Regions from separate parts of the Mus musculus genome. Here regions 2, 3, 4, 5 and 6 are each linked to region 1. Evidence: chromatin loops called from intact Hi-C (ENCODE). Cell type or tissue: left cerebral cortex. All regions are shown on one strand.

What was found. Hi-C counts contacts between places; a loop is a spot of excess contacts. Peaks named below come from ENCODE experiments on the same cell type or tissue, not always from the same donor. Only the 100,000 strongest peaks of a DNase experiment are listed, where the experiment ranks them.
Region 2: a loop joins it to region 1, with 4 times the contacts of the local background. A loop is called at or near these places in 6 of 42 quality-filtered maps.
Region 3: it touches region 1 in a loop (6-fold over the local background); 7 of 42 quality-filtered maps call a loop at or near these places.
Region 4: a loop joins it to region 1, with 2.2 times the contacts of the local background. A loop is called at or near these places in 4 of 42 quality-filtered maps.
Region 5: it touches region 1 in a loop (4-fold over the local background); 4 of 42 quality-filtered maps call a loop at or near these places.
Region 6: it touches region 1 in a loop (6-fold over the local background); 4 of 42 quality-filtered maps call a loop at or near these places.

The regions. Positions count from the first base shown.
Region 1 is chr13:52,273,241-52,278,240 of GRCm38, reverse strand. No RefSeq gene overlaps it. Among named protein-coding and RNA genes, the nearest start is that of Gm33116, 42 kb to the right of the region's middle. In left cerebral cortex, a CTCF peak has its summit at 2,410; DNase peaks (open chromatin) are centred at 2,404, 2,863, 4,188 and 4,532; H3K27ac peaks cover 822 bases.
Region 2 is chr13:52,433,214-52,438,213 of GRCm38, reverse strand. No RefSeq gene overlaps it. Among named protein-coding and RNA genes, the nearest start is that of Diras2, 95 kb to the left of the region's middle. In left cerebral cortex, no CTCF peak of the experiment used is centred here; DNase peaks (open chromatin) are centred at 1,251, 1,904 and 2,885; H3K27ac peaks cover 966 bases.
Region 3 is chr13:52,442,732-52,447,731 of GRCm38, reverse strand. No RefSeq gene overlaps it. Among named protein-coding and RNA genes, the nearest start is that of Diras2, 86 kb to the left of the region's middle. In left cerebral cortex, no CTCF peak of the experiment used is centred here; DNase peaks (open chromatin) are centred at 743, 1,367 and 2,003; H3K27ac peaks cover 1,441 bases.
Region 4 is chr13:52,342,828-52,347,827 of GRCm38, reverse strand. No RefSeq gene overlaps it. Among named protein-coding and RNA genes, the nearest start is that of Gm33116, 110 kb to the right of the region's middle. In left cerebral cortex, no CTCF peak of the experiment used is centred here; DNase peaks (open chromatin) are centred at 1,645 and 2,197; H3K27ac peaks cover 776 bases.
Region 5 is chr13:52,326,676-52,331,675 of GRCm38, reverse strand. No RefSeq gene overlaps it. Among named protein-coding and RNA genes, the nearest start is that of Gm33116, 95 kb to the right of the region's middle. In left cerebral cortex, no CTCF peak of the experiment used is centred here; DNase peaks (open chromatin) are centred at 406, 2,673 and 3,347; H3K27ac peaks cover 1,780 bases.
Region 6 is chr13:52,165,308-52,170,307 of GRCm38, reverse strand. No RefSeq gene overlaps it. Among named protein-coding and RNA genes, the nearest start is that of Gm33041, 55 kb to the left of the region's middle. In left cerebral cortex, no CTCF peak of the experiment used is centred here; no DNase peak of the experiment used is centred here.

The sequences.
Region 1 (5,000 bases):
AGAGAAAACTAAGGACTTGTTATTGGATTCCGTAGATGCGATGCTGGGCAACATGAACTGAGCACTGGGAAGGAAGGAAGGAAGGAAGGAAGGAAGGAAGGGAGGGAGGGAGGGAGGGAGGGAGGGAGGGAGGGAGGGGAATTGAGGGAGGAAGGAGGGAAGGAGGAAGGAAGGAGGGGAGGAGGGAGGGAGGGAAGAAGGAAGGGAGGAAGGGAGGAAAGGAGGGAGGGAGGAAGGGAGGGAGGAAGGAGGGAAGGAGGGGAGGAGGGAGGGAGGGAGGAAAGGAGGGAGGGAGGGATGGGAAGCAAGGGAGGAAGGAGGGAGGGAGGAAGGAAGGGGGGAGGAGGGAGGGAAAAAGGAAGAAGGGAGGGGGAGGGAGGTATTTGGGGAAACTTGAATTGCATTTCTCAGACTTGACTCCACAGTAAACTCTCTTATTTCCTTTGAGGTGAAAACTACTTTCTGTACCCAAACCAGCAAGACTCTGGGCAGTGCCTAGAGAAAGAAAGAAGTCAAGGCAACCTTTGCAGGGATGTTTTGTTAATGGAAGAATTACTGCACTCTTATGCTGAAGAATCTAGTAGAGGAAGAACTTTTTGAGTTGAGATGGACATGGGACCAGGTGAGAAAGAGGCCTGAGAGCAGCGAGCATCCCATGATGCAGCCTTGTCACACTGGCCTGGGGGATGGGCAGGCCAGATCATCAGGGTGGGAAGTGGCCTCCAGGCAGAAAGGAAATGGCAAGTAGAAGGAGCTGTCCCAGTATGGATGTGATGCTGTCCCACTGTGGACACGATGCTGTCCCAGTATTGACATAACGCTTCAAGAAGTGCTTTGTCATGTGCTGGACCACAAAGTTTGGAGAAGTAACCACAGGAGGGTGTGGCTCTGGTGTTACAGTTCCCTATGTTCCTTGTACTGTTAGAACTGATGGGAATTGGGCTGATGTAACCTTTCTGGCTTTTCTATGCCTGCCCCAGCTCCCGAATAATGACACAGAGATTTATTTTTATTAACAGATGCCTAGACCTAAGTTAGGCTCATCCTCAACTAGTTCATAACTCAATTATCCCATGTATAGTCATCTAAATTCTGTGACGTTGGCTGCTTACCTCTCAACCAAATTCCTAAGTCCGGCTTCCCCTGAGTCTGAATGGCAAATCCCCACCCCTGAGTCTTTCCCAGCGTTTCTTTCTCTCTGCTGGATGTCCCAACTTACTATCCTGCCTTTTGCCATAGGCTATGGGTGGTTTTGTTTTAACCAATCAGAAGATGCCTTAGGCAGTCAAGGAAGGACAGAGACACATCTTCTTCACACAGGGTACAAAAACATCCGTCCGACAGGCTGAAGTTATTCTAGCGAGGTTAAGTAAAGGCTGGAGAGAAGCACAGGCTATGAATGGGTGTATTAAAGGGGGAGTGGCTACACAGTAGACAACCCTGTGCTTGATGAAGCTGAGGCAGGGATGCAGGGGTGAGACACTGGGTGGAAAGGGTCAGCAAGTTAGAAAGCTGGTAGCTTTGAAGATGGCAAAGGAGACAGTAAATGTGCTCTTGTGCTGTTGTTTCCAGATTTTGGTGGTTTCTGTTTATTTTATTATGTTTGTTTTGTTTTGTTTTGGAGACAGGTTTTTCACAGCCTAGCTTTGAACTCATGCATAGCCCAGGCTGACCTGACTTTGGTGGGTTGTGTGCTATGTCAGCACACACACCCATACCCCACAACACACAACCCACCATGTTAGGTCACCATGCCCAACTGAAGCATTAAGGTAGAAACACTGATCAGATGAAATAAGAAGGAGTAGAATGAAGGATCAGCAAAAGGGGGTATGAGGTCATCAGCAGAGAAGGCTGGGTTACATGAGGAGGCAGGAAAGCGGCTGTGAGGGGGCGGCAGTAGCTGAGGGAACCCACTCCCACCCTCAGCAGGAGGACACTGAAATAGCTACATGGCTCACTGCCATTGGAATCAAGTAAAGAAAAGAGACAGGGTCACACCACCTGCATAAGTGATAAAGTGAGAACCCGCACAGCAGAGGTGACCCAGCAGGCTGTCCCTAGTTGCCTCTGGATCCCCACTGAGCCTCACAGAGAGGCCTTCCGTGCAAATTAGGAACCCAGAGAACCAGCTTCCCCACCGCACCCCACCCCCCCCCCCCACACACACACACCCGTACATAAAAGGATCGCTGGACCCCTCTGCTCATGAGAATCATGGGCAATGTATATGTGCTAGAAATCGACTTCCTGAACCCACTCTGGGCTCTGGGTTGAACAAAGGTGGAGAGGTAGTGTGAGTCAGGTCTTGCACGCGGACATTTCCCTAGCACTCTGTTGCTAAGTAGACCTATATCACACAGCGCAACCCTCTGAATCGGAAAACTTGTTTTAGTGCGCCCCCTACCTGTAAGGCTTAGAAAGAGCAGTGGTGTGAAGCTGACTCTCAGGGAGCTTGACATCTGGGAAGGAATCACTTAAATTCACAAAAAAAAATCACCTTTTGTCTGGGGTCAGTGTGTGACCATGACCTAGGTGCAAAACCTGACCTTCCAGACTGTAGATAGAGGTCAGAAATGTGACAGTCACACCAGGGTGAAGTCCAAACAGGCAGGTACCAGAATGAGTTCTGAAGACACATAAAGAAGACAGACAGAAGAAAGCTACCCTGAAAACAGCTGCCCCTGGCCCACTGCTGTGTCAGCACACACCCCCACACCCCACAACACACAACCAACCTGTACTCGCGTCTTCCAATCTGTGGGTTTATGGGCTGGCTTCTTCCACATTTCCCTGCTCTACCAACAAGCTCAAAGTGTTCAGGATCTGTGTCTGGTGCCTAGAGCATTGGCAGGCACTCCCAGAATCTCTAGGAACCCACTGCATGTTATAAATGAAGGGTATACCACCACCTCTGCAGCTCTTTCCAGCCCGGTTACTCAAACAATCTGCTCCTGGCGTGTCTCCCTATGGGCTAGAGACAACTAGCAGAGACAGAGACAGGCAAACCCGAACTCCAGAGGACAGGCAAGCCACATAAGCTGTCACGGTCCAGTTACTTTCTGCTCTTCCAAAGCCAGTCCTGCCTACACATCAGCTTCCTGCAACGAAGGTCTGGGATGATCGCTCAGGTTGAGAAAGCGCTTGCCACCCAAGCAGGAGAACCTGAGTTCAATCCCCCAACATGGTATAAAAAGTCAGGGGCACCATTGTAGCCTTGTAATCCCAGCACTGGGGGTGGGGGATGGGGGTGGGAATTGGCAGATCCTAAGACTTGCTGGTCACTCTACCCACTGTCATCAGAAAACCCCAGGTCCCAGTGAGAGACCCTGTCTCAAAAGCAAGGGATAGGGATAGCTCAGCAGTTGCAGAGGACCCAGGTCCGGTTCCAGCACCCACATGGTGGTTCATAAATACCCCTAACTATGGTTTCAGGGGAATGCCCTCTTCTGGCCTCCAGGGGCTCCTTCGTGCACATGGGGCACAGGATCTCATGCCAGCAATTATGCATGCACATAAATGAATAAATCTTTTTTTTTAAATTAAAACCCAACGTGGGTGGCTCCTAAGGGATGACCTTTGACCTCTCTTTGTACAGCTGTACACATGCCTTCAATCACACAAGTGCACTTGCGCACACACACACACACATACACAATACACATATACATGTATACCCATACATGCACTCATAACTCAATTAATACAGGAAATATAAGATTTCCCAGAGTGGGTCAAGCTGTTCATCACGGTAGGGATTTCTCTGGGTGTCTTTCTGTGCTCATTGTTGCTCAGTAATCTCACCCTCTGGCCCCATTTTCCATGATCCCACTCACGTGATGAAACTGCATCCCTGAGGCTGTTAACTTAGCTCCTGCTAATATGCCATCAGGAACCGTGCCTGGCACAAAGGCAGAGGTCAATAAAGACCCATCACCTGTGAAGTTACAGGTTGGCAAGACTGTTCTTGACAGAGCTTATCAGTTCCCCACATCCCACCTCAAGTCTTTCCGTAAACGGACACCTTTTGTTCCCCCCACCCCATGCCACCCCTACCTCTGCTTGGTAACCATTCTCCACACTATGTGAGAAATCTCAGCAGTTCACAGTGAGCCTCCTCCATCATCCCACCAACCCTCGGCAGAGACGAGTCTTCCACTTTCCATCACAGAAATCCACCCCCGGAGAAATCCTAGAATAGCAGGAAACCTACACGCCATCTTCCCCCAGGCTTAAAATCCACACGGCATCTGTGGAAGCGACGGCAAAGTTTGTCCTTCAGCGTGTTTGTTAGATTTATTTGTGTTAGCGGGAGGGGTGCAAAGAACAAGTGGAGAGTCAGAAGGGACCTGGCTCTCTATGTTAGGTCTCTCCCTTGGGGTACAACTCAGTTGTTAGGCTTAACTGGAGGCCTCTTTCCTTGCTGAGCCATCTACCCAGCCCTCAAAGTTCATGTTTCAAATGCAGAGGTGGCATCATTGGGGCTTAGCACAGAGGGCTTTGATTCCTTCTGTTGCGGAGTGAAGAAACACCCAACACCAACCACGCCGATTGCTAGTGTGTTCTCGGTTGTGATGAACTAATTAAAGCTTTCCAAGTAGCAGCTGGAGAGGTGGCTTAGTGGTTAAGAGCACATGCTTCTCTTTCGAAGAAACCAGAGTTCAGTTCCCAGCATCCCTATCACGCTGCCCATTACTGCCTATAATTCCGGCTCCCGGGTATGTGGTTTCCCCTTCTGGTCTCCGCAGGCACCTACCTGCCTTCAGTTGTGTAAACTCACACACAGGTATGCCACACATATAAGCATATATAAAATAAATCTTTCAAACAAACAAAACTTTTCAAGTAAGCTGGTCCAAAGTCACATAGGGCAAGAATAGAAAGGGTTTTGATTATTTTCTAAGGCATGTGTGATTTTTGTTCAGGGTGTGGCTCTGCGTTCTGCCCGGCTGCTGGGCATGGCCACTGGGGAGGCAAAATTTTGAGAGCTTGACTGTGAT
Region 2 (5,000 bases), 160 kb before region 1:
GAAAAGGCAACTTAAGAGAGTTAGCTCAGAGTCATAGGTGAGAGCCCATTATTACAGGTAAATCACAGAATGAGCCGCAAAGACTTGAGAGAACTGGTCACTTTACATCCACTAACCATTCAGAGACCAATGAACTACTGCATGCCCACTAGTACATAACTCCCTCTATATACTCACTCAGTTCAGGACCCCAGGCCCAGGGAATGGTGCCACTCACAATGGGCAAAACTTCCTACATTTAATATAATTAAGACAGTCCCTCACAGACATTTTCAGAGGCCCTACTTCCAGAAAATTCTAGATAGACAATTAAAAGTACCATCGCATGATAGTATTCAATAATTTCTGATTTATTTATTGGAAATTTGTATATCGAAACAAAAAAATTAGAATACATGTGCATAGTGGTTTTTTTTCCAGAATGTTACAATATTAAATATCACTCACAAGTTGTAAGAACATGAACCTTTCCAAAGGGGATAGTCAACAAGTACTTTATGCAGGATGCTACAGACAATTTCACAGAGATACAAAAGGCACCCTAATGTGGAAACACATTGCATACTATCAGATGTGATTTGAAATCCACAAAGAGTGAATTTAAGGAGCTCAGCAGTTAGTGCTGAGTCCAGTCCAGGCAAGGACTGGAGCTTAGTTCTCAGCACCCAAGTCAGGAAGCTCCAGGTTCAAGAATCTCACAGCTCTGCTGCCTCCTCAGACATCATTATACATGTGATGTGTGTGTGTGTGTGTGTGTGTGTGTGTGTGTGTGTGTCTGTGTGTGTGTGTGTGTCTGTGTGTGTGTGTGTGTGTGTCTGTGTGTGTGTGTGTGTCTGTGTATGTATGACAAAGGCACACAGACACACAGATTCACACAGACACATACACGCATACACACACTCAAACATGCAAATAAAAATTTTTAAAAGAATTTAAAGATCTTTATCAATTTAACAAGACTTCAGAGATTATTAATGCATCAGTAAGTGCCAAAGAACTTGTTAACCGTTTGTAGGCCTTCAAACAATTTTAAGTACAAGCGATGATATCAGGTTAAGCCACCTTGCGATCACTATAGTAGCAGAAGGTTTTTGTATTTAGGGTTTCCACACCCACTCACTTGGAAGGAAGCAGTTGCTTATTTAGAAGGTTTCTAACTCTGCATTGAGCTAAAGATGGCTGAAGTGTAGGAGGTGGTTGCTAAAATCAGCAAGAAAGAGAAGCAAGTGCAGTAAAAGAAGGGAATCTGAGATTCCATTTACCAGATGGGAACAAAATACCAAGTTACTAGAAATACATAGAATGCAGGATCTCGCGGACAGACGTCAGCAGTGAGCTGCTTCGAAGGCATCTCCCATCCTTTGGGTCTCGGCGCTAAAACCCTCTGTGTGGCAATGCTGCTGATGTGTGTTGTCACTGTCGCTTGCTGGATCAGATGAGAGGCTGCCTCTGTCCAGCAGTCCTTCCTCAGCTGACCACCCTAGCCTTGCCCTACAGTCTCTGCCTGAATTCTCTGTCACCACATGTCACACATGAAGAGATGCACTCCTCAAATGTGCATGCAAGATGGTAATGAGTAAAAAGAACACGCCTAGGCCTGTCTCAGTAAGTTCAGAAAGCCTAAGCCAAGTGAAACCTGGTGAGGAAGAAAGCAACTCCTATCTAGAGAAATAAAGATAAGGATTAAAACAGAGTTCGCAATAAAAATCACTGCAGCCAGGAGTGGGTAGATGGGGTAATTTTGCTATTTCTCTGTGGAGTCCTACAATTGTATAGCCACAAAACCGTGTCTTCCAGGGGGAGAAAAAGGATAGAGATCATCATCAAAATGAGAGAAGAGAGAGTCTCAGTATGGTTGCCTCATACAAACGTTAAGTTCCCAGATGAGTGCTTTGGGGGGTGGAGTGGTGGTGGGAGCAAATCAAACCCTTTAGAGGAGAGCTGAGAGTGGACCAGGAATGGTGGGGAAAGCTGTCCTCTGTCTCTTCTCCCTGTGCATGATGCTGCCTCACACTGACAAGAACACTCCGGAAGGCTGATTTACTGAGTAAGAAGAGGCCAGACTGAGATAGACACATAACTTTCCTGAATCCCAGTCTAGTACTTAAAAGACCCTTTTGTCTGTCACCTCCTATCGAGTCCCTGGGAAATGGCATGACTAAACGATTACCCAGAGCCAGTCAGAAACGTGGGGAAGAAGATGGACACACTGCCTGGTGTGTCCACAGAAAAAGTTGCTTTGTGCTACCATTGACAACCTCACCCCAAAATAGGACTTGCTAGAATTGGAAGTCAGCTGAGCTAGTGAACTGTAGGACTATAGATGTCCCTCACGTGCCATGGGGTGTCTTGGAAATGGAGTGTCTAGTCACAGTATCTCAGGGTCAGTGAGGGGCCACCAACCTTCAAGCCCTCGGAATAAGTTTAAAGCAAAGGTGATTGAACCCCTCATTGCGTAAGCGTGTACTGTGAATATAGAGACGATGGGGTCTGTAGTAGTAGTGAGTTATGAGAGAGCGGTAGAGTCCTAGTGAGAGGCCACTGAAGCAGTCTGGAGGTTCTCTCTCTACCATGTCCTGACCCAGGTGAGCACAGACTTCTTGAGTCTGTTGTTCCTGTTGTTAGGCAGTTTGAGTTTATAAAAGTTAAAACGTCATCCTGAAAGTTTGAGGTGAAGGGTTTTACAGCATCCCATGAGTCTGAATGTGTATTCTCCAGCAGGGAATCCTGTCTGGGGAGGTCACAAAACCCTAGGGCTGTGGAACACTGCAGGAGGATAACTGGGTAAGTAGATGCAGTAGGAGCCTGCCAAAGTCATGTGACTATCTTTTTTCAGATCCATCTTCCCAAGTCACAGCTCCTCCCATTGCCAAGCCTTCCCTGTTTTCTGAGAGCTGGAGAGAAGAGCAAGCCTTTCTCCCTTAAGCCTTATCTTTTGAAGATGTGCTCAAGGCAGTGACAAAGGCAATGCCGTCCCTGGTGCTTTGTAGGCTAAGTTAGGAGTGATCTCAGCATGTCTCTTCAGCAGAACAGCTTGAGGAGCATCGGCTGTCAGTGTTCTATTTGGCCTAGGAGTAAGATCTATTATTCAATCAGTTGGTCTTGGGATGTCCTTGTCAGGAAGATGGTATCACTCTTTCCATCTGGTCCTTATACTGATCTCTTTAGATGTTTTGTATCATACTGACTGCATGTCACCCCCAGATGTAGCGGCAGGAAGGCAGCAGGTGGTGTGTGTGTAATAGCCCCTAGATCAATCTGTTTTGTGAATCTAGTCATCACCTTCTCTCAAGACTGTCAGTCCTCTGGATTTCAAGTTTGCCCTAGGGTTTCCGTGCATCCTACTCATTTATTGATCTGTGTCTTCTCGATGGTAATTGGTCATGGGTTTCTTGGACTTATTTCATCCTTTCAAACCTCCAGCTCTTTGTTTCTTTGGGCTTTGTTTCGTCCTCTTAGAGTGCACTTATTTCCAATTCCAGTTTCTCTCATGCTTTGTCATAACATAACTGCTTTGGGGTTTGGGTTGGTCTTCTTATCTCTGACCCCAAGATTCATTATTAGGGTGTTTGAGAGAGCTATGGTTCTCATGGTGCAGGACCTGATTGCTTTAAACTTACCTCCTAAACCTGCCTTTTTATTTTTTATTTCTGGCATCACATGGAGGTGTCGTTCCCCACCCGAGAAGGTGGGGCACATAGAGGAGGAATGTCTATTCGTGGATATCTGGAATGCAGGTTTGCTACCAGTATCCATGGAAACAGGCTCCATCCTGTCCACCTCCATCATTGAGCACCCTGTATATGACTTGGGCCACATGGCAGAAGAAAACTTGCAAACTTGAGGGACTAATGGGCCCATTTCTCCTGTTGCTGAGGCCAACAGGAAAAAGGGTGCGGTCACATACCTACAGAAAGACAGTGTGTTTTTAAAGGTTCTGTCACTCGAAGGCCCTGCATGTCTCCCCATCCTCCCTTTCCCACTTAGGAGGTCAGGAAGCAAACTTGCCCTGCCCATGTTCCTGGTAAATGAAGAAGGAAGCAGCAAGGGTTCCTCTTGGTCCAGCTCACCTGGTTCATAAAGCTGCCGGATGTCAGCTGGTCTGGGAACTCTGCCCCACAGGATGATGGTGTAGAGTCTAAGATAGGAAGACTGGTATCTCCATCACCTTCAGTCACACAGACCTCAGTGCATTGTGGTTATTGGAGGACACCAATTGTGAATGATCCTGGGGCCACAGCGTGATGCCAAGGCTACTGAGAGCATCAACAGGACTAGAGGTATGAATGAGATTGACCTGCAGCCCAGTGAAAGAACACAGGATGCTATGGACTCTATTCACCCTCCTCAGTACAAAAACACCAAAAGTGAAAATGGCAGGGATATGTACTTTGAAGAAAAATCAACTGGTCTTACATCCAACAAGGACCAGCCCAGGGTGTGGTGAGGGTGGGGGGGTGGCCATGAGCCTCTAACAACAACAGAAGGGGCTAGAAGGGGTAAGGAGGCAGATTAGTCATTATTTAGCAGTTGCTACCTTACCTCCAAATAAAGACAACACAACCTCTGGGTCAGAGATGACAAGGCATGGAAAATGGAGTCTTCAGGGAAACGCAGTAGGGAAGGCAGTTTGCCGATGACACGCTGCACCCGTGTAGAGGACATGACCCTGAAGATGTCTGTGACCCTAGAAGGAGTGGTCTCGAGCATGCCCCATTATGTGGATTCTGAGAAGGGTGGGCTAGAAGCAGACAGTAGAGGATGTTGTCAGAGTCTGGGGAGGAAGTCAGGAAAGCTCAGTGAGAGGTTCAGATTGGAAGGATCGTGCAGAGAACTATGGAACCACAGGGCAGGCGGCTCTGTGCTAAGACCTTCCACGTCACACCACTAACAGTCTGCTTGCTTCTTTTCCAAGGTCTAAAGAACAGGTCCAGATCTATGGTTCCAGAACCAAGGGTCTATGTTTAGCCTGATGTGGTTTTTAAGCCACAGGAGGAAGC
Region 3 (5,000 bases), 170 kb before region 1:
AAGCTTCTATTTAGTTTCTTCCTTTTGTGCTCATGCGTCGGTTTTGATTTTATGATTTTTGTTTTAAACCGTAGATACATTGCAGAGCCAAATGGGAAGGTGTGACTTTCCTTCTCTCTGCGTGCAGAAGGAGGAAAAGGAAATGGATGTAGTTGAGCAGATAGCACTGATGGAGAGCAGGTAGGTCCACACGGATCAGTGTTGTGGGTCCTTCCGAGGGAAAGGGATACATTCACTGTAGCATGAAGGTGTTTCTAGCCTGAGGAGCAGAGCCTGCACATCCACAGCGAAAGCCACAATCTCCTCAAATTAATAAAAAAATACAACGGCACAGGGTTATAAATTTTAAAAATGTAAAATATTAGGTTTAAATTTTTTAAAAAATGTGTGTATGCATGTGCATGTGTGCATGTGTGTGCATATGTGTATATGTGTGGGCCTTTGTATTTGCACATGTGAGTGCATATTGCATGCATGTCTGTGTGTATTCATGTGTGTGCATGTGTGTATGTGTATCTATATGCTTATGCATGCACGTGTGTGCATGTGGGTATGTGTGTGGGTGTGCATGCATGTTTCTGTGTGTGCATGTATGTGCACATGTGCATGTGTATGCATGTGTGTGCATGTATGCCATAGCATAACTCAATGGGCTGTGGCTATGGATCTATGGCTCAGTTAATGGAGGGTTTGCCTTAGATTTCACAAGGCATGGGCTTGAACCTTAGCATCACATACACCACGTATGGTGACTCATGACAGTAATCTTAGCACTTGAGAGGCAGAGCTATGAGAATTAGATGTTCATACGTTCACAGTCATCCTCAGTTACATAGAGAGTGGGAGACCAGTTGCAGATATATGATAGCTTTTCTCAAAACAAACCAAAAATAAAAACAACCCTGATTCCCCTTCCCATCCCCATGCAAACCAAACTACAACAAGGAAACCCGTAACACAGAGGGGAGGGCCAAAAGAAGCCTGGACCCCCGTCATCCTAAGAAAAAAGTAATTCCACTTATATGCTACAGTAGCTGCAGTAACATTGCCAAGACACCAGACATCAATGCAGGGAAGCTTCTCTCAGAGAAGTCAGATGTGAGTGTCTAACACAGGGAGGAGTTCAAGTAGGTCACATGTATTGGGTTGCCTGCTTAAAGCAGGTCTCCTCTGGCCCAACTCTTGGTGTTTTCAGGAGGAGGGAGGGGTGAGGGAGGGCTCCCTTTGGACTCAACTCCTATTTTTGTAAAGCATTAATCCTGTTCATGAGGGCTTCACTCTCTCAGTCTAGTCGGGCTCGAATCCCAGCTTCAGAAAGCATCACCACCGAGAATTTCAATTTGGAAACATTTGCAACGGGGACCTGAATGTCAATCACAGCGGTAACCATTGTGTGTGGTTTGCAGAAAGAAGGCTTGAATCTAGGTTCCAGTGGTAAAGGTGTGTGGCTCACAGAGGAAGCAATGGAGAGTGTTTGGAAATGAAATTCAGGCAAAAATCCCTGGCAGCAGCTCTGTCCTGCACCCAGAGGTCAGCAAGAAAGTCTGGAGGAGGGATGAGGCTCTGGTGGTCCAGTGTTCACTTAGCCTGCAGGGAAACAAACTCTGCATCCCCATACTGGATAAACCCGGACTGGTGAATCTCAGAAATCCCGAGCAGGGGGCAGGAGGATCAAGAGTTTAAGTCAATCCTGGTTAAATAAGAGGCTCAAATCAGCTTGGGATACATGAGATTCTGACCTAGAGAGAGAGAGAGAGAGAGAGAGAGAGAGAGAGAGAGAGAGAGAGAGAGAGGAGGGAAAGAGGGAGGGAGGAGAGAAGGAGGGAGGGAGGAGGGATAAGGGATAAGGGATGAGGGAGAGCATAAAGCAGCCTCCTGAGTAGTTGCTGGAGCTCAGAGGGAACCACTAGACCTAAAAATAAGGACCAAACCGAGAGAAGCCCGGGGGCGGTGGGGGGAGAGGGAGGAAGTGGAAGACTGGTAATTTTCTCTTAGTCATAACGGAGCCAACAGATGCTCCGTGAGAGCGCTAGATTCAGAAAGAGGAGTGAGTATAACACGAAGAATTATAAAAAGAACGGCTACAAAAGCAGAATCCATGACTCCCAGAGTCCCCACGGGAGAACCGCAGCTCACACAGCCACACAACACCAACTGAAATAGCTAGTCTAGGTGGGCAGAAGGCAGAAAATAGTGGGGTCTCAGGATGGGGTGATATGTCAAGTCAACTTAGGCGCTCTGTGGCTGAGTAAAATAGAATCATCTCATCTATTAAAAAATACATGATAAAGGAAGCCTGATGGGAAAAAAATGAAGTCAGTAAAAGAGGTAAAAGTAAGGATCATACAATATTTCCCTGGGTGGGGGAGGGGAGCAGACAAGAGGCTCAGGAAAATCAAAACATGGACACATGGGGCTGGGAGATAGCTCAGTGGTTAAGGGCAATGACTCCTTTTCCACAGGATCGGGGTTCAATTCCTAACACCTATATGGTGGCTCACAGCCATTTGTTGTTGAGGAAAGTAGTGATTTACAAGCAAAGATCCTAAAGGCTCAGCAGGCTCCAAAACGAAGACAGTTTTCATAGATGGAAAAGGGAGAGACAAGAGAGAGGGGGAGCTTTGCTTACCCCAAATCTGCATCCATGGAGTTTGTCACCCACCCATCTAGTTATCCCTCTCCGTCCAAAGAATGGGAGGGGCAGGAGGTTTCTGTTGGATTTTCTCGTCCATCTTTCCCGAGTCTTACCTGTGAACAGTCCCATATAGGCATCCACTAAGAGTGCTGTTGACATGCAAGTGAAACTTAAGGTATCGGTGTGATAACCATCAGGTTCTGGTTGTGGCAGTGGGTAGTTCAAGAGGACAGAAGTACAGATTACCGGAAACTCCGGTGTTTTAGCCCTGGAAAGATGGACAAGGAGGCAACACGGTGGGATCCCAGAGGGGAGTTCAAGACCCGCCTCTTGCCCGAGCTAGTATCTCGCCGGCAAGAATTCACTCGGACAACCGGATCCTTCTACGGCAAAGCTTTTATTGCTTCAACATAAGGAAGACCCCGAACCCGGAAAATGGTGCTGCTTATATAGCCCGCAGAGTGACGTTTCAGCACCTGATGTGGCGTGACAGCACCTGATTAGTTGCTTGCCCATCACCCCATTACTACGCCCCGAGATGGACAGTGACTGGGCGTGAATTTACTCTTGCACTTGCGCATAAGGCTTGTTTACTAGTTAGGCGCAGTGGAAGCCAGCGCCGTCTTATAATGGCGATTGCTCAAGGCACAGCTCTCCACACCCGCCACCAGAGACAGACAGCATGACGGCAGGGTGTCTCCAAAGACAACCAGAGCCCAAGTGCTAGAAGGTGGTTCCATCCTTTTATCCCTTGAAGGTGGGTGGTGAGGGCAGGCTTCACAGCCAGAGTCTGCAGCCAGGCTCTCTGGGTGGGAGGCAGGGAAAGAAGTGGGGAGCCGTAAGTAAGTGACTGGTGCCTCTACCTCCCCATAAATACCTTCTGATTTTACCTCACATCCCAGGTGAGAAATTCTGTCTGCCATGCCTGTCAGCATCTGTGGAAGGGGCATACTCCTCCAGTGCCTGTCAGCATCTGTAGGAGGGGTGGGCTCCTCCAGTGCCTGTCATTAGCAGTGACTAGATTCTGAGGTGCTGTCCTGTTCTTACCATTAGTCAGTGGGAGAAGAGTACTTTCTCAGCACCTGGAAACCTCTTGGAGTTGCTCTTCTTTCTCATATGGGTTTAACTGGGCCTGACTATCACCATCTCGAGCTGAACCGCTGCTATTGCCCTGGGTGGCCCTGATTTCTTTTTGGTTTTCCAGCATATTGTAAATAAAGCTAACCTCACAGCTAGGATACTGACTGGGCCAATCCTCTGTAGAGCTTGTGCAGCCAGCAATGACTGCTGTGTGTTCATGAGTGTGATGGCCTTGTCATGCCCAGATGACACTACCACATAACCTGCCCCCCGATCTCTGGCTTTTACTGGCTTTCCCTGTTTTTCTCTGTTATGGTCCTGGAGCCTTGTGGAGGAGTGATACAGAGCTTCATTTAGGATTGAAGACTTGTCAGTCACCATTCTCTGGCATGTATTATTATTATTTTTTTTTTTTACTAACTTCATCTCTGAGTGTAGCAATCATTCTTCAAATATCCAAGGATATAATAGTTTAAAGTAACTACAAATTCAATACATTGCATGATTTTTTTTTCTACCAGGAATTTAGGCAATGCTCTGTTTGGTAGTTCATTCAGCTCATGTGATATGGTGTGATGTGATGTGTGTACACGCGTGCGCCAACATTTACCACATCACTGGTACCCCAATTTAGGTGATGTCTGAGTCTACTTTGTTTTGACACCAAAAAAAAAAAAAATGATCTGAGACTGAATGGTTTTATAAAGAAAATAGGCTACTGAGTTCAAAATTCTGGGAGTTAAAGGTCCAAGTTCAGGTTTCCTCATCAGGTTGGTCATGAAGGTTTTCTGAGAACCTTACTTATCACACAGCAGGAAGATGCTGAAGAAGCAGCAAGTACCGTGATGTCTGGTACTGGCCGACATGTTGACAGGATCTAGAAGCACCCAGGAGACAAACCTCTGGACATGCCTGTGAGGTAGTTAACTGAGGTAAGACTCGAGGTGAATATGGGTGGTACCATCCTGTGGGCTAGAGTCCTGAAGTGAGTACAAGGAGAGAGGGGGCTAAGCACCAGTATTTGTCTCTTTGCTTCCTGACTGTAGATGCAATGTGACCAGCTGCCCCAAGCTTGTGCCAGCCACCATGCCTTCTTCCATGGGTAGATGAGTGCCTGTGATTGTGAGCCAAAGAAAACCCCTCTATCTTTATCTTGCCCTTGTCAGTCATTTTGTTACATTGATGAGATAAACAATACATACACATGGTAAGAGGGGGAGCAAGAGAGCCAGTGATGGGAACCCATCTTGCTTTCCAAGCCCCACTTACACCCAGAATGGTCCCA
Region 4 (5,000 bases), 70 kb before region 1:
CAATCATCAGCATTCATGTGCCTGCCTTATGTGATTATCTAAGCCCCTCCAACTTCTTGGACTCCCGGCAGCTGCTCTCTGCCAGGCTTCTTAGCCTCTTACTCTGTGACAAGAGTCAAAGATGCTGGAGGATGCTGGAGAGATCAAAGCATTTTGCAGAAGACTGGCTCATTTAATCTTTGGTTCCTGGCTCTTGAAGCTCTCCTACTTAGTCTTGGTGAGGTTACAGGTCTACTACCGACTTCCTTGTTCTCTGGTGGATTGATTCTTTGCAAGGTTGATAGGCTAGAAATACATGGCTTTCTGTAGATGAAAGTGATATTTTATAAAAATGTAACAAATTCTGTTATCTCACTGCGCTGCTCTGGATCCGTGTTGAATTTGAGACTGCATCACACAAATGCCACAGCATCACAATGACAGCTGGCGCTTTCACTTTGCCTAATTTTGGTGACACTTCAGCACATTAGGTCAAACTACATCTCTTAAATGAGAGCACTCTCTGGGTGCCTGGGAGCCTTGTTCCACATTGCAATAAAGTTTGATTAAAGCATCCTTCATGTAAGGGACTTGAATTTCTTCTGTGCAACAATATGTGATATGTATATAAAAAGATAAAGAGATATAAGATATGTTCTATGGGGGTATGGTAAGGTATGGGGGAAGGGGGTGTCTCAGAGGGTCCATGCTGTGGCATCCCTTCCCCCTGAGGGACCAGCCACGCAATGGATTGTATAGTATAGACTAGAGTTTATTCAGGGCATGGGGAGGGGAGTTAAGAGGGTAGTAGAGTCAGAGAAAGGCAGAGAGAGAGGGGTGGGGAAGGGAAGGGAAGGGAAGGGAAGGGAAGGGAAGGGAAGGGAAGGGAAGGGAAGGGAAGGGAAGGGAAGGGAAAGGGAAAGGGAAAGGGAAGGGAAGGGAAGGGAAGGGAAAGGAAGGGAAGGGAAAGGAAAGGAAGGGAGAGGATGGGAAGGGAAAGGAAAGGAAGGGAGAGGATGGGAAAGGGAGGAGGGAAGGGAAGAGCCCAAGAGAGCAAGAGAGATGCAGGAGGGAAGCAAGAGTAAGAGAGCAAGAGAGAGAGGAGGGGGCAAGCAGTCCCTTTTATAGTGGGCCAGGCCTCCTTGGCTATACCAGGTAATTGTGGGGTGGAGTTTAGACAGAATGCTAACAGTATGCAGGGTGATAATTTCATGTGTGTGTGTGTGTGTGTGTATGTATGTATGTGTACATGTAAGTTTGCGTACATGTGGTTACCATCAGAGAAGAAGAGAGCATTCTGGAGCCTGGATCTAGAGTGATAGATGACAGTGAGCCGTCCAACAGGAATGCTGGAAACCGAAATTAGATCCTCTGAAAGAGCTGCAAGTGCTCTTGACTATTGAGCCAGCTCACAGCCCCAAAGGCTAGGAATCTCTAAACACGCCCTCCACATACATCTACAGACCTGCACACATGTGCCCACGAAATTGCAACTTAACCACTAGCAGTGATTTTTTTTTTAATGTGAGGAAGTTTGTTACTATCGTCCTTTTTGAATAACATATTCAATCACCATATTTAAGCAAAATTTAAAGGTTGATTTTGCTATGCCATCTGTCCATACAGCTCTGAATAAGCCTAGTTGTTTGGCGAATCTTTAAATACAGATTACTTTAAATGTAGAGCCTCTCTTAGGGCTCACTCATTTTTCTGGGGTTTCCACCCACATGAATTTTCTTATCCTATTCTAGAGAGCAAGGCACACAATTTGCCTCCCGTGGTGTGATCGTCTCTTTCCTACACTTTTCTTCACCCAGGTGGAGGGCCCAGCCTGAAGCTGGTTTTATCCATTATGTTGCACCCTCTCTCCCAAACACTTCGCTTCACAAAACCTTTTAAAGAGCTGTCCAGCACGGCCAGGGAGATGGCAACATCCGGTCCTCAAGCTGAGTCAAGAATGACTGGCCAAGAAAATCTTGGCAGTACCATGGTGAGAGCGACCACAGAGTCCTCTTGCCCAAGAAAAAGCCTCCAAGCAAAGTTAATCGTTTCCTTGCTTGTAGCAGGGGCCGAGTGTTTAGACAACACAATGGGAGGGGCTTCCAAGTCATCTGACTGGAGTTAACGGAGTGATGCAGAGACAAGAAGTGTAATGCCTTGCTTCCAAAGACTTGAGTTGGGAGGGGGGAAAAAGACCTTTTGGCGACTTAAGAAACACTGGGCTAAGAATAGCATTTTTATCCAACCTAAGAGAAGTTAAAACAGCTCCAAGGAAGCAGATAATAGCAGCTGCTGCCTGGAACAGTGAATGAGCTCGAGCTCTGACGAACGCCTCTGCATGCGTTAGGAGCACAGAGATCTTAGGAAACACAAGGTGTTTAAAGACCAGGCTAGATCCTCCTAAGATAAGAGGGGAACCGTCTCCAATAGAGCCCACCTTATTTGCCACAGATCCCCTGTGGGAGGGTCCATCAAAGAACCACATCGGCATCATGAAAAACCGTATAGTCTAAGTGACTGTGCCTTCCAGTGCGACAGGATAACTAACAATTGCTCCTCTGTCCCTCACCAGCATGGCTTCCGGTGGGAAGGAAGAGTCTCTGTCACCTTCAGCATCACAGCATAGAATAATGAATGGTGACATGAACAGGTAGCCACTGAAATCTTTGCAGATACTATTCAATGTGCCTGTCAGAGCACCAGCGAGCCATAGTAAAATACACAACCACCAGTTGGTCATTCTGGCCAATGCCAAGTTATTTTGGTGAGTCATAGTGGTGATGTCATTTAAACATTCCAAGCCCCTGTTCACAATGAAGGTAGCCAGAGGAGAAGTGCTCATTGGTGAGCATTCTGCCAAATATCAGAACATGCAACAGGAAGCCACCATAGGAACCAGGCTGGCTACCTGAACCCAAAGCATTGAGTGTAGAAGGCTCTGCTGCTTGGAAACGCATGTGCACGCACACACACTCTCACACACACACAGACACACACACACAGACACAGACAGAAGGTGGAACATTTAAGTGACATTGGTTGGTCTTTTGGGGTTCAAGAACGCTTCCTGGCACAACATTACCAAATAAACAGCTACATGAGTTTCAGCCGAGCAGGGTTGGGACACTGATCTGCAGGTTTCAGGTGCTCTCTGATGGCATCCTTAGCTTTTGGATTAGTGAAATCTAGATCTGCTAAAGATGCCTAGATCTGCTAAAGATGTGTTGTAAGGTCTTGATAGTTACAAGGGTATTAGTCACACATGGTGTGGGCAGGGAATGGCTGGAACTAAGAGTGGCCCAAGGTAACTTGGCTCTGGATTGCACAATCTACTCTCCACCATTTCTCATTTGCTCATTTGGCTTTGTGGAATCCTTAACAGGTTTTCTCCCTCCCCCTCCCCTCCCTTCCCCCTCCCCGTCCTCCTCCCCCTGCCCCTCCCCATCCCTCTCTTCTCCATTTCCCTTTCCCTCCTCCTCTTTTCTTCTTCTTCTTCTTCTTCTTCTTCTTCTTCTTCTTCTTCTTCTTCTTCTTCTTCTTCTTCTTCTTCTTCTTCTTCTTCTTCTTCTTCCTCTTCCTCTTCCTCTTCCTCTTCCTCTTCCTCTTCCTCTTCCTCTTCCTCTTCCTCTTCCTCTTCCTCTTCCTCTCCTCCTTCTCCTTCTCCTTCTCCTCCTCCTCCTCTTTCTCCTCCTTCTCCTCCTCCTCTTTCTCCTCCTCCTCCTCTTTCTCCTTCTTCTCCTCATTCTCCTCCTCCTCCTCCTCCTCCTCCTCCTCCTCCTCCTCCTCCTCCTCCTCCTTCTCCTTCTTCTTCTTTGCTCCTGGGAACTTCACATATCACAACGAATGCAAGTTGGAGGATGCTACAGTAGAAGTAGTACAAGTGCTTGCTGTGTGTTGGGAACCTTCCAGAAGGTGTACATGGGCTATTTTATCCAAACCTCATCACTACTCATTATGCTACATGCTTCCAGCAACTCACAGATGAGGGAAGGAAGGCTAAGTTAGGTACATTCCGGGTAACCATCAGTTATAATTATGGAGACTTAAAAGCAGGTAGCCCTAAAATGCCTGGTACACTCCAGCTTTCAAATGGTACCTACACATCCCCCCCCCCCCGCCCAACCTGACTTTTTTCTCAAATCCAGAATACAAAACCAAAACCAAAAATGAATATACCAAAATATTTGTACAAATGAAGGTGAGAGTAATTTATTCATTTGTCCCGAACTTGTGGGAAGGTCCATATCTATATCTTTCAAATAGGAAGTTTGTAATTATTGCCCAATGATGGAAAAATACAACATATTTATTTTGTTTCTAAAAAAGATTTACCACATACCTGTCCTGTTAATTGCATTTATTCAAATATATATATGAATATAAACAAAGAAAGAACAAAATTTATGTAACATTATACTCTCAGTAGTAAAATTAGTAACCCCAGCAATAAATAAAATAGCAATAAAGTATGTATTATGTAGCTCCTGGGCAGCTGTGGTGGATGAGTCAGAGGAAATACGACCTGTTGTTTAGGTAAAAGCAGCCGCTGTGGGTGCTGAGCAGAGGTGTAATTAGAAGGGACTCTCATACCTCCCGTTCAAATCCCCTTCCTCCAGCTGTTATTAGGTTAAATACATGTTTCACCAAAACAAGTCAGTAAATCAAGGCCATAATCAATGAACAACTGAAGTCAAATACACAGCCGTCACAGATGGCTCCATTGATCAAGTTACAAAATTATCAATCACACTGCTTGTTAAATTTTTTTTCAACAATTTTTTTAGTTATGTGGACATGTGTGTAACTATTGTGCACATGAGTGTTACGTGCACACGTGTGTGACGATGGATTGTGCACACAAGCGAAGTGCCCAAGAAGGCCAGAAGAGGACATTGGATCCCCTGGAGCTGGAGTTATAGGCAATTGTGAGCCACCGTCAAACTCAGATCTCCCGGAAGAGGACAAACTCCTAACCACTGAGCCATCTCTCCAGCCCTTATTTCAAAGTGTCTTAGTGCACC
Region 5 (5,000 bases), 53 kb before region 1:
AAACAGACACAAACCAGAAAACCAACAACAACCCCAACTCCCCCACCCACCAAAAAACCCAACACTCAGTGTGCTGACACGCGAAGACCAGGGTGAATCACAAAGAGAGTAAGGTGCAAGCATACCAAAACATCTCTAGGGTTTTAATTTCTCCACGATGTATAAACCCTAGCATCTTTATTTTCTGCATCAGAGTTGATTTTTATAAAAGATGCTCCAGGCATCTAAATAAAAATAGTCAGAAGTGATGTGTAAAAGATATCATTTTGTTTTGCAGAAAGAAGAGGTGTCTGCCAGATGGAGCAGAGAAGCAACAAGACTGGTTGATTTCCTCACTCACCTTTCTCTCCACTCCTACTTCAGCTCCCTCCCGCTTGGTAGGCAGCATGTGAGTGTTTGGCAGGAAACGGACGCCCACCATGCTTCCTTCCTACCCCAGCCAACGCCATCTGTGTGCCACAGCAGTGCGGGCATCTTCAACATAGGCAAGAGAGACAGCTCTCTGTGAGTGCTTTACATGGTTCACCTTGGCTTTTTCAAAAACAAGAAGAATGTTTGTCTTAGTTAGGGTTTTACTGCTGTGAACAGACACCATGACCAGTACATGTCTTATAAAAGACAACATTTAACTGGGGCTGGCTTACAGATTCAGAGGTTCAGTCCATTATCATCAAGGCAGGAACATGGCAGCATCCAGGCAGGCATGGTGCAGGAGGAGCTGAGAGTTCAACATCTTCCTCTGAAGGCTGCTAGCAAAATACTGACATCCAGGCAGCTAGGATGAGGGTCTTAAAGTCCACGCCCACAGTGACACACCTACTCCAACAAGGCCACACCTCCTAATAGTGCCACTCTCTGGGTGGGTTGAGCTTATACAAACTATCACAATGTTGTACACACATGAATTTGAACAAACAGGTTTTCCTCATGCCTTTCTCCTCAGCACCAGTCCATGCCACCCCTGCGGTTTTCTAAACCTGTAGTTTTGCGTTTTGTGTAATGCCAGGTAAATAAAATCCTACAGAAAGTCTCCCGGTCAGCTCTAGATTCACCTATGGAGTTGTAAGTGTCTGCAAGCTTATCTTCTTAACTCTGAGTAGAATTCTCTCTCTCTCTCTCTCTCTTTCTCTCTCTCTCTCTCTCTCTCTCTGTGTGTGTGTGTGTGTGTGTGTGTGTGTGTGTGTGTGTGTGTGTGTGTGTGTACATGTGGAAGCCTGGAAACAACTTCAGGTGTCATTCCTCAGCTGCTGATAGTCTGTCTGCTTTGTTTTTTTTTGACACAGACTCCTTCTGATTGCTGTTAGGCTAGGCTGATTGGTCAGAGAGCCCCAGGAACTTAACTTCAGGATCTGCCCTCGGCACACTTGCAAAGTATGGCTTCTATTGGCTGAACTATCTCCTCAGAGCTGGAGGCTCTTGTCTGCAGTAGCAAAAGCCATTTCTAATGTTCCCAACCTTCAAAAAACAAATGCTGCCTCTGGAAACTTCTATACATTTCTTTCTGAGTAGATGCAAATTTTCATCTCTCTTGGAAAATAGTTAGAATGGCATCCTCGAGTCCTGCGGGGAGTGCCTTTGTAAGAATGTTCTAAAGCTGTGTTCTGCAATTACTGGATCATTTTGTGGCCCCAGCATCACTGTACTGCCTGCAAGTGGGAATTCCTGGAAAGAAGCTGTCTTTTATCGTGCGCTGATAAAAACCTCACTGACTATGGAGAGTTTGGGATGTTGCTGCTCCCACAGGCTAATCGCTGTTTCTCTCCAGCTATCTTTGCCCCTAAAAAGGTCTTCTTCGCTCAGTTCTGTTGCAGACCTAACATCCTGATAGACAGAAACCTTTAGAAGGTGTCAGCATAATAAAAACCTACTCTCCACCAACACAAGGGCTGAGAGTGCCATCCCATAGCACCCAAGGCCTGAGAGTCTTCTGCCTGCTGTAACTTGACTCTTTAATGCCTCCACTGGTGAATTTTTTTAAATTGCCTTGATTCCTGGCTGTCGTTGTTATATTGCTTTAAAGCTCCGTGAAACTACTTCTATGTTGGAAGTGGGGTAACCTAAACTTGAGGTTTTTGTGGCCATTTTAATTCAGTTTTGGGTCCAGAATAAACCATTGCTTATCCTCTTTGAGGTGAGAGCTGTGTTTTGGGCAATGACATGCCAAAGTCCACGGCTCCTCAGATGGCAAATATACAGTTTACAGGCTTTCCTGGTAAGAGTGGTAAGGGCTGAAGAGATGGTGAGACAGCTTGATTGGTAAAGTTCTTATCAACGGTGTGAAATAAATAAATAAAAAGATTTTAGGTAAATCTTTAAAACCCAGAAAGAAACACAAGATTCCTCTGCCCCTTTTAGGTTAAAAAAATATGTTATAGTCTACAAAGAGAGGTAATCTAGATGCAATTTCCACTGATTTCCCTAGTTAGTTGAGCAGAAACCAGCAATGTCCACATAGTAGGTGAGGTGTGTGTGTGTGTGTGTGTGTGTGTGTGTGTGTGTGGAGAGAGAGAGAGAGAGAGAGAGAGAGAGAGAGAGAGAGAGATTCTCCTTTGTGTTTCTCAACTGGCTGGGCACTGATGTTCTTTTTGCTTCCCACAGCCGGGCTCTTCTGTTTGCGGGGGAAGTACGAAGATGTGGGAAGCACCAGTAACTAACTGGTCCTCTGGGCTGAGTGCAGCACGAATCAGAAATAAAAGAAGGCAGAGCAGTTTCAGAGCCGCCTGGAGCAACAACAGTACAACAGGGCTGTGAGTGGGAAGCCAGCTCAGAACAAGGGGCCTGGGATTCTCACATTTCGCTGATGCTTCCTCTAGGAAGCCACCATAGACACCGTTCCTGAGGCCCTCGTGGAGCCTGGGATGATGAATGTCCCTCTGGGAGGCTCCTGGTAGAACAAGACTTGGGCAGTTCCTCAAGTGTGTCTGTGCACGAATCATGATACAGAAAATTGGACAGAATGCTGCGGGATTTGCATATAGACCGCAATTAAACCCCAGGATTGTGTCTGAGAGATGCGGTAAGGAGTAGATCATATTTAAAAATTAGAGCTGTCTTCTATTCATCCTACAAATGTTGTGTGAGGGTGTAGGAGTCAGGTTGTTCAGAAGTAAAGGAAAGCAAGAGGAGGTGGAGGAAGAGAGAGAGAGAGTAAAGGATTCAAAGGCTAGAAACAGATGGGAAAAATAAAGATTTCGGAGAAAAATATATAAATAAAAATAAGATTTAGAAGGGGACTGGATCATTGGGTTAATGGGTCAAGCACTTGTCACGCAATATGAGGTGCTGAGTTCAGATCTCTACAAGCTGGGCAGGTGTGGCCACACGCCATGCTAGACTTCAGAGACAGGGATTCCCCAAACAAGTTGGCTAGCTCCACCAGCTGAATGGGCAGATTCTAAGCTCAGCAAGAGGCCTCACCTCACCTCAGTAACTAAAGGAGGAGCCAGAATGAGGCTCACACGCATGTGCACACCCTCCTGCATGAAGATGAATACATACCTGTACCATACATGCCCTAAAGAGGATTTCAGGAGACATGGGGAGCCATACCAGGAGCAGCATAACGGGGCCTTGGGAAGATGAAGAACATGACCTAAAGAACCTGGACAGGAGCTTTGCTAGGAGAATGAACATCATCACAGAGGGAGCATTGTGTGTAATGACGGGAAAGGGGGACGCTTCAAGGCCCCCAAAGGAGCCGTGTCAGAAGGGACAGCCGCCACGTGCATGCGTCTGCAGGGAGAGCCATCAGCTCCTGAGGACAAAAGGAGTTTCCGGCTCTGGCAGGTGTTCAGGTCAGGGATGCTCTACACCATGCGACCTGGTCTACACACACAAGGAAGGGCTGAAATTAGGTATGCCCCTGAGTTTATTCCCCAGCTACCAGAGAAAGAGAAGGGCTGTAAACCCACAGGAGGGCTGACTTCTTGCCAATCATGTGTCTCAGAGATCAGGACAAATGCTGAATTCTGAAAGGGAGAAACACAGTCTGTGACCTAGGTCAGCTGGACTCCTATCCTCAGCTCCCAGAGCTGTCTGCAGCCTCGGTGTACCCAGCTTGATAAAGGGTATGCTTTACTTCTTTCTAGGATGTAGCCACTTTAAGCTTCTTCTGTCTCCTTAATCCTGGAGGGCTCTCCCCCTTTCTCCTGAAGGAATTACACCTTCTCTTCAGGTGATCTGAGCTGGTGGCACTGACATTATTAAGCTTTGGGGTTGCTACGGAGTTTGAAAACAGGGTACTAGACCACAGGTTTTGCAGTCCTGAGATACCAAGTTGACACCCATGATGGTAACTAAGAGGCGAGTGACTGGGAACCTACTTAGCATTGATAGTGACGAAGGTCTGTTCACCCCGAGGCAGCATAGAGACATGGCAGCTGAACAGTGCGACGCTTAATGCTTGGGATGTGTTTGTTTCTGGAACGTTTCACACCACAGAGACCACAGCTAACTGGAAGTGTGGGAAGTGGAAAAGGAACAACCTTTTGTTTTGGTCTGAGTTTCTAGACGTGGACTCACAAGAGGATATAAAACCACTAAGCACCTCAGCATCTGCATATAAGGCTGAAGGGAACCGAGCCGTTTTGTGTGTCCTGGAGGCAGATCCAGTCACTCACTATCACTTGCCTTTAGTGATAGCTTGTCATCTCTGCCTGTCACCAGAATCCTTAGGGACACTGTCAGCCCTAACACTCCCGGTTCAGCCACCAGTTTTAAAAAGAAAAATTAAGATTGAAAAGCAGTGGCACAAAGAGGTTTTCTCACAGTAGCCACAGTGGAAAGAGGAAGAAAGAATTCCAGTGACTGTCAAGTCCATCTAAGGGTGCTGATATGAGGGCTAGCCTGAAATAGAGGGTGGAACTGTGCATGACTTGAATAGCCTCTTGCAAGCTGTGTCCTACATGTCAACCCCTCAGCCTTGCCAGGAATTTCATGCTGAGGGGGAAGATGGCAGCAGAAAGGCAGACATGGTGATGGAACAGAAGCTGAGAGCTTTC
Region 6 (5,000 bases), 110 kb after region 1:
CCAGGTGCTCAGCACTTATATGAGAAGCATAAAGATGCCTCTGACTTGGGCTGTTGGCATCAAAGCAGGCCTAGCACCAGAAGAACCAATGACCACTGGACAAACCAAGCCAAGAGTCTTTGTGTAAAGGTTTTAGTAGAGTCTTGTTGGCTCTGCAGGATGGCCAATCTCTGCTGTAACTTCTCAGCTCCATAATGAGCTCAAGGCAGTCCTGGAAAATAAATAGGAATTTCTGGCCTGGCTTGTTCCAGTGTTCTCCATAAAAGCAGCTCATAGGGTGGATTTGGACAGCCAGGTTTAGTTTTCTGACCCAGGGATGATTGGGGTGAAAGACTGATGTATTGTAGGGCCTATCTGTGAGGCAATTGTGCCTTCTTTCAGTCACTGAGTGGATGGCATAGACTCAATCTGTAGAACGAACTGTGGCTTGGAACGGGCGGCTGTCTTCATTCATAACCTTATGCACCTTGCTTTCCTTGCTTCAGAAATCAAGACAACGTTCTTGGCTACCATCTAACTGCTCCATGTGTGAAATTCTCCACAGCTCTCTGCAGGTACAGCACTGGCTTCTATTCTCAACTTATCATTAGTTCTGCTAATTGCTCACCCCTGACTTTTGGCAGCTAAGGACCATCACCTGCTCACTGGATCCTGTCGTTCCCATGACCACAGGGAGCTCCACTCAGTGACAGCATCTCCCTCATCCAGGTCCCCCAAAGGAACGCTGTGGTTTGGTGGCTTTCCCAGCTTCGCCTAGCTCATCTGCTTCTCCAAGTGTCCCGATGTCTCCTCCATCCTGCTGTGGTGGCTCTGCACTGTCACTTTGATGCAAACAGTCTAGAACCTTCTTCCAGGTTTCCAAGAGACATCTTATGGAAGGTCAGAGCCATGTGCTAGGGTCCTTTGTAGGGATGCTACAGCATGGATGGGTGATGGGCTACTTCTCTAGCACTATTAGGTGCCAGGATGCACACACTTACATTTTTAACGGTTCATGTTTGCTAGAACCTCCAGATATTTCTACTTCAGTTTCTTCCCTCCTACACAAGGAACCCATGAAACCTTATCCCTGCCACTAAGCTGCTAAATGTCCTCCCTACTCTGACATGTGATACTATACTGAAAAGTATTATCTCTGTGCTTCTACTATGGTGTCCCCAATCAAGTCTTGTTTCTGGAGACAGAACCCAGAATTCTTGATGAATCCCCACTGAATTGCCTCTCTGACAGTATCAAGGAAATAGGGCCTTTATGCTCCACTGTGGGAGCAAGTTCTGATAAAAGGTGGTCAACACTTGGATCCCAGGAAGGAAATCAGGCCCTTATCCAAGACAGTGTGTTTTGAATGAGAGAGGTTTTTGGAGAGGACTGTGCAATGAGCTACCATCAGTCCATGTTCAGGGCAGTGGAGGAGAAAGGCTGCCATCCAGAAAGGTGGCAGCTGGGATGCTTCAATTTCCATAAGAAGGTACAGCAAGCTCTTTTCTTCTTCTGGAGAGCTCTGTGCCTAGGAATGGTGTTTGAGGTGACCAGAACTATACTGACCTCAGCTGACCTTAACGGGAGGCTCTGAGGGCTAAGGAGATGGAACACAGATGCCAGGACAATAGACTGGAAATCCTATAGCCCTGTGAATCTACTGAGCTTCTTAATCAACATTGCTGGGGCTGCAGGGCCCATTTTAAATCAATCTGAGCAGGTTTTTTCCTCTTTCCTCGAGAGGATGCCATTGTGACTATATACTAGTCGAAAATTGGATTTATGGAACTTTCCAGGGATGGATGAAGAGAACAGAAGAAGAATGGGTTTGACTGATTGGATTTTTTTTCTAAGCATGGGTCTGCTATTTCAAAGAGTATATATAGGATGTAATGAAATGCAGAGGGTATTGCAGAAATATATTAGCGTTCATCTCCTTCCGTTTTGTTTGTAATGACCTCCCCAATCTTCCACGGAAACACTCAATTGCTTCGACGATGTTTAGCTCTGCTGCCTTATTGAAAGGAAGAAGAGGGCAGCTGGGCCTACAGCAAGGCATCCCTGCTGATAAGGCAAGGGCTTTCAGTTCTTATTTTTAGGTTTCCATGAAAAGCCAGGTGCAGACCTCAAAACACCCATGTTTAGCATTAACTAGAACTGAAGAGGAAAAGATATGTCATAGAGGAAAATCAGTCCTTCACGTAGCCAGAGGTGGGGAGGGGTTTATCTGCAGAGTAGCACACACACGTGCAGCCAGCTATTATTCTCCATAAGGTGACAAGCCAGCCAGGGGCACAGACTCTTGGCACCTTGAGAGGAGGCTGGGAAATTTAGAATCACAGAGTATTATTCACTTAGCTGTGTACCAAGCAGAAATGACATGCTTGGTGCTGTTTTGATGGGTAAGTGAGCCTCAGTGGTACCCCTGCCTCTTTGTCTACTAACTGGTGACCATGAGCCATATATATATATATATATATATATATATATATATATACCCAAACCATAATAATAATAAAGTAAAAAAGATTCATAATCATATGCTATAATGAACACTTTTATTTCAGGCCATGATTAAGTTAAATAATGCTATCTGGAACACAATCATTGTGACTGTAGCGAAGATGGCTACCAAATGACTAATGAGTGAGTAGCAAACTCAACTTGGGTCCACTGGGCACCAGGGTAAATCATGTTCCAGATGGGAGAAAGGGGCTATGTGTGTTATTAAAAATATTATCTTAGTCAGGGTTTGTATTTCTGCACAAAACATCATGACCAAGAAGCAAATTGGAAAGGAAAAGGTTTATTTAACTTACACTTCCACGATGCTGCTCATCACCAAAGGAAATCAGGACAGGAACTCACACAGGGCAGGAACCTGGAGGCAGGAGCTGATGTAGAAGCCATGGAGGGATGTTACTTACTGGCTTGCTTCTCCTGTCTTGCTCAGCTTGCTTTCTTATAGAACCCAGGACTACCAGTCCAGGGACTGCACCACACACAACAGGCTGGACCCTCCCACCCTTGATCACTAATTGAGAAAATGCCTTACAGCTGGATCTCATGGAGGCATTTCCTCAAGGGAGGCTCCTTTCTCTGTGATAACTCCAGCTTGTGTCAAGTTGACACACAAAACCAGCCAGTACAAATATGTAATTGAAAATTTATAATTTTTTTCCCTAGATTTTTCCACCTAATATTTCAGACAACAATGGCCCTCAAGAATGGACAAGGGCACTACTGTGTTCAAATTCCTTCTCTTCCCATTCCCTGAATGTGCATTTGATCCAACTTCCTTGTGTGAAAACTGAGACTCCATTAGCACTTCATAAGACAGATAATTTAGGGCTACAGGCAGGGACAGGAGTTTCCTTTAGGCTGCAAATATTTGGTTGTTGGGAAATTAAGTACAAATCCACTTTGCCTCGGACCAGCTCTACACCCTAGATACAGCTTTCCCCTCCTTGCGGGTAGCAGTCTAAGTAGACCAACTCTTTGTGGGCTTCAAGCTTGATTCTCCATGGTCATGGAAGCTTGTCTTTTCCACATTCTGTCCTCTAGAAAAGAACCTTCCTCAAGACCTCACAATGGGAAGTGACTTGTAGTTAGCAGGTTGCCGTTTGTCTCATTATGTATATGTGTATAGTTATGAAGGCCAGAAGACTATATGGCTATAGCTTGTTGGAAGAAGGTCTTACACAATGTATTCACATGCTGATTTCCATACCCAGACATTTAGTAAAGGTCTGGATGAAGGCCTGGTCAAGCATCTCCAGTCTCAATGTTATGTAAAAATTGCTTTCCATCACTTTGATTCACTGACAAACGAGCTGATCAGCCAGTTATCTGGGCAGAAGAAATAGGGCTGGACTTATGATCCCAGTCATGGGACCCTAGGAAGTAATGGAAGAGTAAAGATGAAGGAAGAGAAGAGGATGCGGAGAAACTATGGGATGGTCCAGGAGGCCTCTCCGTGTGATCACAATGAGAGAGCAGCCATGAAGACACACATGGACCAGAGCAAGCCAGGGCAAGACTCAGATGTAGAGAAAGGATCATTTGACTACATAATAGCAGCCTAGTTGGGTTAGAGTAGATCAGAATCTGCTCAGCTATTCATGCTTGCAGCTTGTTAGTTAAAACACCAGGTCTCGGTGTCTTTATTCAGTAGCTAAAACGGGCTAAGGGGGTGTAGAAATAAATGCCCTGCAGTTATTTGGGAGCATAGGGGGCATAGAAAGCTCCGCAGAGAATTACATTTACAGTAATAGCTCTTTATCTTCCTCCTTCTCCTCCTCTTCCTCCTTCTCTTCTTCTTTTAATTCTTATATTTTTGAGACAGAGTCTCTCACTGGACCTGGAATTTATCAATCAGGCTAGGCTAGGTGGCAAGTAAGCCCCAGAGATCTGTCTGTCTTTGACTTGCCAGTATTGGGGTAACAGGTGTCTACCATCATGCCCAGCCTGCCCCTCTCTCTCTCTCTCTCTCTGTATGTGTGTGTGTGTGTGTGTGTGTGTCTGTGTGTACATGGGTTCTGGCAATCAGTTCCTTTGATGTGTTTTAAATGGCACTTCCTGTGACAGTTGATATCTGCCTTCTTAAAAAAAATTTTTTTTGGCACTACTTAAAACAGTTAACAATGGAAAACAAAAGCAACCAGTACCTGCATCTTCCTCTGAACTATGGTGGATATGATGATGCCTTGGTGTTGGATACAAGCTCACAGCAGAGGATTAGCAAGTAATAAAGCCAGTACTCTACAGGTGGTCCTCAGCGTGCATGGACATCATCCTTATGAACCCCTCGTAAGCTGAAAGGAATATATATCCCAGCATCATGACTATACCCTGTGGAGGATCGTAACCAAACAACACTGTGCACTGGAGAGGGTTAGATTGGCACCCTCTGGGGCCTGTGCTTGGCTGAGATGTCAGCTGGCGCTGCTGCAGCCACTGCGGGACATCATGAAAGAGTATTGTGTTGTGCTGCAAGGTTCAGAGAGAGCCCCACTTAGAAT